Linked DNA regions of Homo sapiens: region 1 is linked to region 2. The links are chromatin contacts, found by Hi-C or POLR2A ChIA-PET in ENCODE. All regions are on one chromosome and are shown on one strand. The core of a region is the stretch at or near the end of the contact, and the rest is flanking DNA. Distances in the headings are between cores, read along the strand shown.

Region 1 (6,465 bases), core at 587-3,086, 52 kb after region 2:
GGGTGTAATAATAGTATCTAAATCAGAGATCATGCGTAGGTTAAATGAGATATAACATAAACAGGGTGGTTAACCTAGTGCCTGCAATATAGTAACTTCTACATACAGTAAGTTACTTTTAACTCCTGACTATCGTCAGTGCCCTCAACTATGGGAGGAGGTTGCCACAGGTGCGTCTGACAGGATTTAGTTCAAAACAGCAATAAAGTATTACAAGCTTACTATGAGTGCCAAACTGAATGCTTCCTTATTGAAAGACAGAGAGCTAACTATGCCACCAGAGACAGCTTCATTTACTGAGGTTTTTTTTGTTTTTTTTTTTTGAGACGGAGTCTCACTCTGTTGCCCAGGCTGGAGTTCAGTGGCGTGATCTCGGCTCACTGCAACCTCTGCCTCCCAGGCTGAGGCGATTCTCCTACTTCAGCCTCCGGAGTAACTGGGATTACAGGCGCATGCTGCCGTGCCCAGCTAATTTTTTGTATTTTTTTTTTTTGGTAGAGACGGGGTTTCACCTTGTTGCCCAGGCTGGTCTCGAACTCCTGAGCTCAGGTAATCGCCTCGGCCTCCCAAAGTGCTAGGATTACAGGCGTGAGCCTCCACGCCCAGCCGACTGAGTCATTTACTGGGATAGTTGGAGTAGTTGTAAAATGATGTATGTATAGGTACGGTGTTGCTGTGTTTAAAATGTTAGCAAATCATTTTGGCTTTGGCAGTTTTATATTTCTCACTTGCTTTGTTTTTTGACTATAAATAATTGCTGTGCATAGAGAACAAGAAGTGATGCCCCTAACTTAAAATAGTCAATTGTTTATTAGCTTTATCTTTACCAAGCCACTTCAGAGAAAGAAAAGCAGTTTGCAGTTAACTATCAAGAATCAAGTCTGGATTTTCACAACCAAGGAGTGAGCCTGGCTCTCTAAACATCATTAAAATACCATATAATTCTATGGTGCATATATGTATAGACATATTTCTTTCATCTTTGCAATTGTATGTTATAAAATGGTGATAGAGCATCATTGGCTCATACTATAAAGGCAAATATCCCCATAAATGACCCTAATAAATATGCTAGAATGGGAATCTTGGCAGTTACTTCTGTAAGAGCCGTTAGAACATCCCTCTTCATTTTTCTCCTCCACAATTTTTTTCCCAGGAAGTAACTAGGAAGTTTGTTTTGAATTGTTTGGCCAAAGCTAGATAAATAGGTGAAATAAGTCAAATTATGTGTTATGAACCCTCATTTGCACATATTCCAATTGTCAGTGAGCCTTGGGGTAGTACTGAATGAGTCAGATATCTAAATCAATGTTTTGTGAATTTCAGAGTGAAAGAGTTTGTTTTTGGCAATGTGACATAGATCACACTTAGCTAAAAGGCAAAAAAAAAAAAGTTAGAATTTATGAAAATATCACAATATAATTGACTGTACTTTGTTTTCCAAGGTAAATGCTGCTCTATCTTTTCAAGAGGGAATGGTAAAAAGATACTTCGATGATTCTTTATATGCATATTGAGCTAGTGCTCCTACACTTACAACTTTCATAATAAAATGACTTTCCTTTGCTATTCATCATAATAAAGAGAAAGCTTGCACACAAACTAGTATTATTAAACATTTTAAAATTCGACTTTATTTTTCTAGATATAACCATCATCAGAGGCAGCAATTTACCCAAAAACTTATTCGTGTTGGTCAACGTAGTAACTTCTTGGTGAGGAGAATAAGGAATTTTCCTAAAATCCCAGATTGGTTCTAACCTCTTCTTTTGTATGTGCATGCACTGAATTCTCAGAGAAACTTCCAGTCGAGGCCAAGTTGCCATGGTTCAAACAAGCTCAAGAGCTAGAAGAAGGAGCTGCTGTGTCAGAGGAGCCCTCGTAAGTTGTAAAAGCACAGACTGTTCTATATTTGAAACTGTTTTGTTTAAAGAAAGCAGTGTCTCACTGGTTGTAGCTTTCATGGGTTCTGAACTAAGTGTAATCATCTCACCAAAGCTTTTTGGCTCTCAAATTAAAGATTGATTAGTTTCAAAAAGTGTTTGTCAAAGCTGATGATTGCATTGTAAATACTTCTGTTTTGCCTAAAGTAAGAAAATGAAGGTGTAGTGCTTACCCTCTTCTCCAAAATCTGACCTCCTCTCTTCTCTGCGCAAGGGGCCAAAGGTGAGAAGGCCCAGGCTGCAGCTGATGATATAACATAGATTTGATGCCAAAGTCTGAGCTGCTTTTCACACTCTCCCAGTTTTGCAATACAGTCACAAAAATTAAAGAGCAAGTAAAGTATACCTGAGGGCAAAGGAAGTTCATTAACTTTTCTTTTCCCTTTCTTCCTGGGATTGGTATCAGGGATGGACCTGCTTATTTGCCCCACTTGATTATGTCCCATGTCTACTCAATTTTATCAAGTCCATGGAATCTGTAAAACCGTGAGGCCCAGATTTGCCAGTGTCTTCAGAAGAGGAAACAAATAGGAGAGACAAAAGTAGATTAAGTGGATGATTGATAAGTTTATGTATTGATTTCATTAGAAAACACTGATAGGCATAGCTGCTACATCACTTTTACAAACGAGGGGATACAATTGATTGAAAAATTTCATCTATGACCCAAGAAATTTCTCAGGTTGAAAAATTTTCTAAATTAATTCATTTAATGTAAGTTCTAAGCTCTGTGCTATTCACTGGCACTTAAGATAACTCATCCACCCTCCAAGAGTTAATAGTGGAGCATGTAGGATATAAAATGATTTCCAAATTTTACTGGAGATATAAATTAACGTTGCAACCTATTTAAATGCAATTTAGAATTTTCTCAGATTCATTCTGTTTGAATCTAAATCTGATGTGGTTTGCCAGAACACAACTGTGTTCCTGAGTGCACAAGAAATCCAAAATATAGATTTGTACCATAACCAAAGGTCACTTGTAAAGAAACTATATTCTGTCATTTGATTTCACATACACCAAAAGGATGCACACATTAGAAAACACTTTTTTTCCCTATTTTTTTTTTTTGAGATAGGGTCTCACTCTGTCACCCGGGCATGGATGTAGTGGCACGGTCATAACTCACTGCAGCTTTCACCTGCCAGGCTCAATGAATTCTCTCACCTCAGCCTACCGAGTAGCTGGGACTACAGGTGCAGGCCACCACACCAGGCTATGTTTTTAATTTTTTTTGCAGAGACTGGGGTTCTCCATGTTTCCCAGGCTGGTCTCAAACTCCTGACCTCAAGCAATCCGCCTGCCTCAGCCTCCCAAAGTACTGGGATTGCAGGCGTGAGCCACAGCGCCTGGCCCGGGAAAACACATATTTTTACTTAGAAGGATAATTAAGCAAACATAAATTATTTCTGTACTGTAAAGTTACTACAGCAAACTTTTTGACTTCTTTGAGAAAAAGCAACTAACCACTGCAGAACTTTGGAGGAAAGGGAGTGATTAAAGATCACAGTGTAACCTTGGAATGAAAATATAAAGGCTTACAATTTTTTGCTTCTCCTCTGCCAGTACCTGATTTGACAGGCCTTTTTGTTGCTGAGGAGTAAATAAGCAGTTCTTTTTAGGGGGGCATTAATAACTTCTTAATCCAGTAAGGTCCTATTTAAGACACAGAAAGATGCTATGTAATTAGAGCTGGTGACTCCTTTTATATCCTATTGGGTTAAATCTATTTGAAACCAGTTATGTTTTATTTTACCTAAATAAACTCTTTTCCCCTTGTACACTGTATTTTGTCACTTGGACTAAAGCGTAATCCTATGTATAATCTTGCGTTCTGGCTGATGGTAAATAATAATACAAAATTGAAAGTAAATGGAAACATCTTACATCGATAAGCATCTTCCCATTATTAGATGCCTTTCAGATGAAAGCTATCAGTGGAGTTTAATGCATCCACAGAAGCATTACATAGACCATCGTCAACCATATTTTGTCATGAATATTTTCTACTAAAGATCCGATTAAGATGCATTACGTTTAACTTTAATCTTAATAAAATCTTTAAAGTAGTTAAAAAAGTTTTAGCCATTGAAAGTATAGCCATATATTAAACTATTAAAATTTACTCTTAGTGTAATGAAATTGCCATCTTGGCATGATTAATCTGAATTGGAGTAGATTGTAATTGGAGTGCTGGTGCAGGGTAAGGGAAATGTATACTATTGTGCTCAGAATAATAATTACTTTTATACCAAAATAAAATAAATGACAGCTGTAGAATAATGTAATGAAAGGTATATGGTTTCTACATTTTAATACACTTTATGTGTTTAGTGCACTGCACCCTAAGAAACGTCCTAAGTGTCACTTTTTTTTATCTATATTGATTTTGAATTTAAAAAACATAATGTTGCATGGCCTTAATTCCATCTTTTCTTAAACCACATAGACCGTTTCTAAATGTATGTAACAACCTATAATTACTCTCTGAAGCATATTGAAAAAATGATCAACTGTCAGCAAGTCATTCCTTCCCCCCACCAAGGAGACTCACACTGCTTAAATTAAATGGTAATGTTTAGAAGCTGTGGCTGTCACTTCTGAACTGCTACAGTGAGGCAAGAACAGTGGTCCACAACTATTATCTCTTGCTTTGGCTCCAGCTAACATTGGAGAGTTCTGTGGTAAAGCAGTAAATATCATTTATTTCCGTATATGGAAAGTGAAAATATTATCACCAGCCTATCTCATTATGTAATACAGAAAAATCACCAGATGAATGTCTTCAGCTTATGAAGATAACCTTGTTCGATGTTAGATACTTTTAGTAAACCCAAAATGTAAGGACAAGATTGGTTAGCACTCAGGCCAAACATATGTTGGGAAGTAACCGCTTTAAGATGTTTAGAAGAAAACAATGATAAAAGACTAAAAACTGAATTGCCAAGAAATAAATAACACGTTATAGACCAGAAGAATGTACCAACAGCCAACATTGTGGTTGCAGTAAACACCATGCACAAGATATAAATCCAGATATCAATTTCATAGAACCACTGAAATAAATATGGAGATTGGCTCACATGGTGGTAATATGTAGATAGATTCATTATATAAAGCTGAATCTTCAACTCAAAAATACTTCTACATGTTGATTTTTTTTCCCTCAACAACAGATTGGTTTGTTATGACACATCTGATTCATGTGGTAGAAAGGTAGGAATATTGTGATGAATACATATATGTATGTATGTATATATATATATATATATATAGAAACGTAGTCTCACTCTTGTCGCCCAGGCTGGAATGCAATGGCGTGATCTCGGCTCACTGCAATCTCTACCTCCTGGGTTCAAGCTATTCTCATGCCTCAGCCTCCCGCATAGCTGGGATTACAGGTGCCCACCACCATGCCCAGCTAATTTTTGTATTTTTAGTAAATAAGAGACAGGGTTTCACCATGTTGGCCAGGCTGTTTTGAACTCCTGACCTCAGGTGATCCACCCACCTCAGCCTCCCAAAGTGCTGGGATTACAGGCATGAGCCACCACACCCAGCCGAATATATTTTCTAGGTATGTACAACATGAGGAATTTAAGACCAGCCTGGGCAACATAGCAAGACCTCGTCTCTACTAAAACTCAGAAAACTTAGCCAGGCATGGTGGTGTGTGCCTATATTCGCAGCTACTCAGGAGTCTGCGGCTGGAGGGTTGCTTGAGCCTGGGAGGCGGAGGCTGCAGTGAGCTGAGATCTTGCCACCAAACTCCAGCCTGGGTAACAGAGCATTTCAAAAAAAAAAAAAAAAAAAAAAAAAAAAAAATATATATATATATATATATGACTGTGACTAAGAATGCCTAATCTCCTGGGAATGCAGCCCAGCCAGTCTCAGCCTCATTTTACCCAGTGCCTATTTGAGATGGAGTTGCCTGGTTCAAATGCCTCTGACTGTTGAGGTAGACTTCTACAATTACTAAGACTCTGGGAGAGTTCCATTTTTCCGAGGGTAATAGCAGTGCCGTGCTAGTACTAGAAAAGGGGGGATGGGAAAAATACTGATAAAATTATCTTCTGTTAAAGTTCAAACTATGTCATTTCGAATTTCCCTCCAGCTGTTGAGAGTGTTGTTAGATTTAGGATACATCATTTAAATGCCAGATTGAGCCCATCTGGTTGCTTTCATGGAAAAATATATAGGAATAGCTTTCTAGGTCTTTTTGGAAACTCTCAAAAGTGTACATTTATTTGGTGGGGAATTGGAACTACAAAGTGGTAGTACAATTATATTTGTTAATCAGGTGGAAGCTAAAAAAATTACTGACAGGTTTCCCATCTCTTATTTTTATACCGTAGTTTTAGTCTTGGTTGAGATGTATGCATAAACATCACTATCACCTGACATGTATCACCCACGCAAGTACATAGTGTGACCCTTCTGACAGCTTAATTTCTTGAGGAAAAATGATACAATGATGATCCCTAGGACATTTAAAGAAATGTTGTTGGATAGGAAG
Region 2 (6,059 bases), core at 569-3,068:
TTTGGCCTGTCCAGTATATATCTTCTATTGTGCAATTACAGATAAACCAGGGAGAAAATTGAAAGCCTCAGATGCTCAACTTCTTATTTTGTTGGATATATTTTAAGAGTAATAAAACCGTCACGAAGATGTAAAACATACCATTTAAACCTCCTCAAGATTGGCAGACTATTTTTATACATAGTCAATTGTATTTTAAAATGACTCTCTCATTTTTAAAAATAAAATAAAATAAAGTGTCAGCTCCATAGGCATAGAGGGAAGAGTCTTTAAAAACATGAACTCATCAACGGATCTAAAAATAAGATAAACTCAGATATCAGAATAGGAAATTCTGTCTTTCAAAATATTATCCTCATCACCTTTCTCTGACACAGCTGTGAATCACGCAGAACATCCACATATGACAAGATTTTAAAATGAATATAAAATATTCTATATAGAAAGTTGTGTGATATACATATAGATAGATATTTTTTAAAGAATACTTTTAGGTACAGTCCTTGGGAAGAATTTTCTTGAGAAAAGACATTTGCAACCCATATCTGTGAAATGACAGAATTTATGATTCCCATGGAAATTTTGTTCATTGAATGGAGAAATGGGTTATCTGGTATCTGAAGCAGATCATTTAGAATTGTTGATTAATAAGCTAGAAATATGTCCTGAAGACTGGCATCATGGTTCAGTCAACAAAGCCAGAATAGATTAGGGCAGATGCACTCAATCGTAAAACAGTGTGCCTTTGTAGGAAAGGGCACCCAGAGGAATGTGCAGCACGGTGGGAGAGGATGTGGCCCCTGCCTCGCCAGCTATACTAATGGCATTAATCACCAAGGAGGCAGGTGTTGCCACCAGATTGCTCTCACATCCTAAGAGATCTTAAACACCACTCTGTGCACAATATTGTAATAGATGCCAAGTAGAAGCATCTTCCAATCCATCCCAAATCATTGAGGATTTATCAGAAAGTGAGACAATTATTAATACATAAACAACTCAAAAGTGGCTTTTTATGAACATGCAGAAAATGAAATTTTTAATTGTTTTCCCTATTTTGTTTTTTGTTAAATTAAGAGTACTGTTCCTTAAAGTATGTCCTAAGATATATCAGCTGATTTTAACAGATGACACATAAGAAAAAGTTTTTATGGATAAACATCTTAGGTATACACGGGGTTAAATAGAGTGAAATGGGTTTCTTTGGTGCAGTGCTCCTAAAAAAATGAATGAATATGCTTTGGGAATTTCATCTGTGGGGTGTAGTATTTTGTATTTCCCCCATATTTTATCTTAGATCCCTTTTTCAGGACCATCTCGTGGGGCTAGTGCTTTGTTTATCTTCTTTGTCACTGAATCCCTAGTACCTAGCATGGAGCCTGACACTAAAAGACACTCAAAAAATACTTGTGGAATAAAGTAATGAATTTGCAGATCGTTTAATGTCTGGCCAGGGGTCCATCAGCCCTTTTCAGAATAATATATAAGAGAAGGCTGTGGCTCTTCCTACTTCTGTGCCATGTGCTGCCAACTGCTAGAGTTTGTACCAGCCTGACTTGCTTCATTTCTCTTTGACTAGGTGAGTGCAAGGGGCATCAGGAAATACTATTTCACCTGGTCTACTTTCTCCATATACCCTCTTCCTCAACAACTTTCTAGGAGGTTCTTCTCCTCTCTTTTTTGGGGGTGCATGCTAATGTTACCACACCCTGTCTTCTTTAGGGAACATACAGATATTACAGCATCAGCCAAGAGCTAGGGTATTAATGTTCCAGTTTATGGAATGTGAGTCACTTCCCAGCAGAGCAAGAGGGAGGCTGCATGAGCTGTGTGTGGGTCAGAAGACTGCTGCTGAGCATGGCAGGGCCAAACAGAAAGCTTTCCTTTTACTTGCACTTTATTTGAACTGTGGGTAAACAAAGACTTTCTATTTCTAGAAAGTCCCATTGTTTTAACTGCTTTGAGTTTCTTTTGCAAACTTAAAAAGTCATGTCTTTATGCAAGGCGTTTAAAGCTCTGTAGGCCCAGTCTCGGCCGGGTGTGGTGGCTCACTCCAGTAATCCCAGCATTTTGGGAGGCCGAGGTGGGTGGATCACAAGGTCAGGAGTTCAAGACCTGCCTGGCCAAGATGGTGAAACCCCGTCTCTACTAAAAATACAAAAATTAGCCGGGCTGCAGTGGCAGAAGTCTGTAATCCCAGCTACTTGAGGCTGAGGCAGGAGAATCACTTGAACCCAGGGGGCGGAGGTTGCAGTGAGTCAAGATCACAATCATGCTACTGCACTCTAGCCTGGGTAACAAAGTGAGACTCCATCTCAAAAAACAAACAAACCAAAGAAGCTCTGTAGGCCTAATCTTAACTTTTTTTTTTTTTTTTTTGGTTCCTTTTCTATATTCCCCTTACACTTTTTTCTGTTGTTGTTCTTATATACCACAAATTCTTAGCTCTCTGAAATTCAACAATGTATGACATTAAAAACAGCTATAAGATTTTGTCATGAGTGGAATATTCAACTTTGTAGAGAACTCGATAATGTAACCTCTCCAGGGAAGGAATTGGGAGCATATGATTCTTTTTTCTCATTCAACAGATAATGTGCTAGGGGCCTTGGAGAGTTGAAACACTATTTAAAAAAAAAATAGTTTTTCAATCCCTGTCCTTTAAGAGATTTGGGGTAGAGAGAGGAAAATAATGTTTACAGAATACTTACTGTGTTCCAGGCTATACATCCCTATATCTAGATTCATGTCTATATTTATATCTAGTCACGACAATAGTATAAGGCAAGTTTTGTTTTCCCTGTTTTACAAATGAGGAAACTGAAGATCAGAGAAGTCAGGTAACTTCTGAGATTCACTAATTTAAACTAAATTCTCCTAAAGATAGGATGATAATATTAAGGTTCAGAGAAATTGAGTAACAATTGGGATTATCTTATTTAACCTAAATCCTTCCAATGATAGGATAATTATGTACACTGTTAAAAAAAAATATGTCTGAACAGGCCAGGTGCAGTGGCTTACCCATGCAATCCCAGCACTTTGGGAGGCCGAGGCAGGTGGATCTCTTCAGTTCAGGAGTTCAAGACAAGCGTGGGCAACATGGCAAAACCACATCTCTACAAAATTACAAAAACCATCTGGGCGTAGTGGTGTGCACCTGCAGTCCCAGCTACTTGGGGTGCTGAAGTAGGAGGATCTCTTGAGCCCGGGAAGCTAAGGCTGCAGTGAGCTGTGATCACACTGTGATAGCGAGACCCTATCTCAAAATAATAATAAGGGCTGAGTGCAGTGGCTCACGCCTGTAATCCCAGCACTTTGGGAGGCTGAGGTGAGCGGATCATGAGGTCAGGAGTTCGAGACCAGTCTGGCCAATATAGTGAAACCCCATCTCAACTAAAAATACAAAAATTAGTCAGGCGTGATGGTGGGCGCCTATAATCCCAGCTACTTGGGAGGCTGAGGCAGAAGAATTGCTTGAACCCAGGAAACAGAGGTTGCAGTTGAGCCAAGATCACACCACTGCACTCCAGCCTGGGTGACAGAGCGAGATTCCTCAAAAAAAAAAAAAGAATATGTAAATATATATATATATATTTATATATATAAATATGTATGTAAATATATATTTAATATATATATATTAAATAAAAAAGATAAGTATGAACAAAGAATCACACAGGGCTTCTGAATATGCTGGTAAATATTTTAAAACCTGCCTTTCTCTTGTCTTCTGAAGTGCCTTTCTATCCATTTGATCTTGGACTATGCATTGTACTTCCCAGAAATTTCATTTGTTCATCAGAAAATCCTCTGTGCCAATGTCAGAAGTTTTGGGTGAGGGAGTAAATAGTATAATTTAGGTGAAATTTAACCTCTGCAGTACCATAAAAATATAAGATACTGTCATTACAAATGGAGTTCTGAATAAGAATGCCTGTGATGGTATTTGAGATGCATGTAATATAGCTCTAATTTTTAAAAATGTCTGTGTCTAATGAATTTAAGCTCAATTTATAAATAGAGTGAAAAGAAATCTATTATAAAGTGATCTGTGGTTCAGTCAATTTCTAAAAAAAAATTTTAAAATAGAGTATAGTGTAGAGAAATGTTAAGAAACACTTATGGGGTGCTCACTACATATAGTATTAGGAATAGATATTGTGAAGGATATTTAAGAACTAGAAGGCATGATTTCTGCCCCTGGGGTGTTCAGCGCATACCAATATATCTTCCACTTCTCTTACCTGTTCTACTCATCCAAGATACTCTGCTGGAGAGAAGTCCAGATTTTGATGTAATAAATTCATCCTTTAAACATTATAATGTATTTTTATGTTTTAATTCAGCCCAAGTGTTTTTGATCATATAAGACCAGATTTTAAAATCGAAAATGAAAACTTGCAAACCAATTTTTCAGTATATCAAAATTCCTATTTTTTAAAAGGCCAAATCCTCTAGGAGTTAACTAGTGACTAGCATCTTTGGCATATTTTATTTTGAGCAAAGTGAAAATGTTGATTTCTAAATATTGGCCTTCACATTTCAAACACTTAAAAAAACTGTAGTTTTTAAGGTATGGAAGTCAGTGCCTTTATTTAGAAGGCAATCAATAATTTTGTGTCAAGTGACATGCTTTTAAGATTTTGCTTTGTTTCTCTCTAGCGGATGATACTGTGGTTGCAATTCCCTATGGAAGTAGACATATTCGCCTTGTCTTAAAAGGTCCTGATCACTTATGTAAGTAACTCCATTGTTTTCCTTTGGGAATTGGGAATTGTAGTCATTATTATTTATTTTGTCTTCCCAGAAAAGATTAAAACACAAGAATACAAATCTTTCTACTCTATCATAATATGATATTTTGAGTACCTCTGTTTATCTTTTAGCTGCCTGATGAGATGGCAGAAACCCCTGTAGTAATTATCTTTAACCACAGTCATCCTGAAAAATACAAAATAGATGCTCCCAATGGGTTGTTCATGGGTTAAGCACATGTTTATGCTCTTGCGAGTGTTATATCTCATTCTCTTTCTTCTTCCTTTCCAATCTCAATCTTTTTTTGCCTTGCCTCTCCTTTTTTCTTCTTTCTTCTAACCCACTTCTCTTTTCTTCCTTTATTCTCTTTTTCTACCTACTTTCATGTTTCATTACTTCCATCAATCCAGAGGAACATAGAAACACCAAACAACCTTAACACTGTAGAATTTAAAGAAAACCATCATGGTGTAATTAAGCATCCCATGTTTTAAAGAAAATTCAGGGACCTCATATCTTAAAGATAGCTACTGGGATTCAGGATTGAATGGTAATCATAACCCCAAAGATCAAATGGCAGCATGGCTCCTCCAGGGTTTGTGCAAAAATTGATCTTCAATCATGCCAAGGCAGCAGTACAGAGCCACCTATTTCTTATTATTTAGTGTTGTTTAGATACAGACCTGTAAATTACAAGAAGAAAATTATAGGCTATAAACAAAGAAGAGGATGGGAGGGGATATGGTAGCATTTTCTGTAAAATTCAGTTTCACTGAAAGGCTTCACTTCAGTTGGTTCCTTGAGCATTTCTGATTTCCTCCACTGTGATTGTTCCTGGGTTTCCACAAAGCCATCTATCGTCTGTCCTTTCTCCCCTCCCACACAAATGCCTGTGAAACCAATTTAGATAGCAAGTAGTATTTTTTAGTAGTTGGATTATGAATGAAATCACGCTAAAAAGGCAAACAAGAGGAAGACAAATTGAAGCCCATAAAAGTCAAGATAGCCTACAGTAGTCTTTCTAGATATAAAAATAAATACATGTCATGGAAGAGGTGGGATTTGAAAGGCCTTGTGAAGTAAAAGAATAAGTAAGGTACAGTTCAGGCAAAACCAGAAAATGATGATTAAGTCACCTTCTATGGATTCAAGTTTGTTTCTAATCCTGAACAACCCTGTAAAATACAGTGTTCACATGTCAAAAGATAATGTATGTGTGTGTATTATTACCACTCAAATGATTCATTTTTCCCCATTTGAGAACTGGAGAGGGCTAACTGTCCACTAACTCTCCACTCAAC

The links. Hi-C counts contacts between places; a loop is a spot of excess contacts on that map. ChIA-PET counts read pairs that join two places held with the same protein, here RNA polymerase II (POLR2A). Pooled maps may share reads with other maps.
Region 1: a loop to region 2 is called in a map of heart left ventricle, with 2.1 times the contacts of the local background. The contact joins two enhancer-like sites. A Hi-C loop is called at or near these places in 4 of 168 maps with a recorded cell type or tissue (GM23248, IMR-90, endothelial cell of hepatic sinusoid and 1 more) and 1 of 50 pooled maps. POLR2A ChIA-PET finds 5 or more read pairs at or near these places in 3 of 52 experiments (AG04449, AG04450 and K562).

What each region holds. Positions count from the first base shown.
Region 1 is chr9:18,682,920-18,689,384 of GRCh38, forward strand. It overlaps ADAMTSL1 (ADAMTS like 1), which reads left to right. Exons shown (of 29, transcript NM_001040272.6): 13 at 1,797-1,881. All of the region lies in intron 1 of LOC102724102 (a long non-coding RNA gene), which reads right to left. Among named protein-coding and RNA genes, the nearest start is that of MIR3152, 110 kb to the left of the region's middle. Within about 2 kb of position 1,837, at least 4 of the 41 ENCODE cell types and tissues checked have a DNase peak (open chromatin) inside an H3K27ac peak, as active enhancers do.
Region 2 is chr9:18,631,278-18,637,336 of GRCh38, forward strand. ADAMTSL1 (ADAMTS like 1) reads left to right here. Exons shown (of 29, transcript NM_001040272.6): 6 at 4,666-4,740. Among named protein-coding and RNA genes, the nearest start is that of MIR3152, 61 kb to the left of the region's middle. Within about 2 kb of position 1,819, at least 6 of the 41 ENCODE cell types and tissues checked have a DNase peak (open chromatin) inside an H3K27ac peak, as active enhancers do.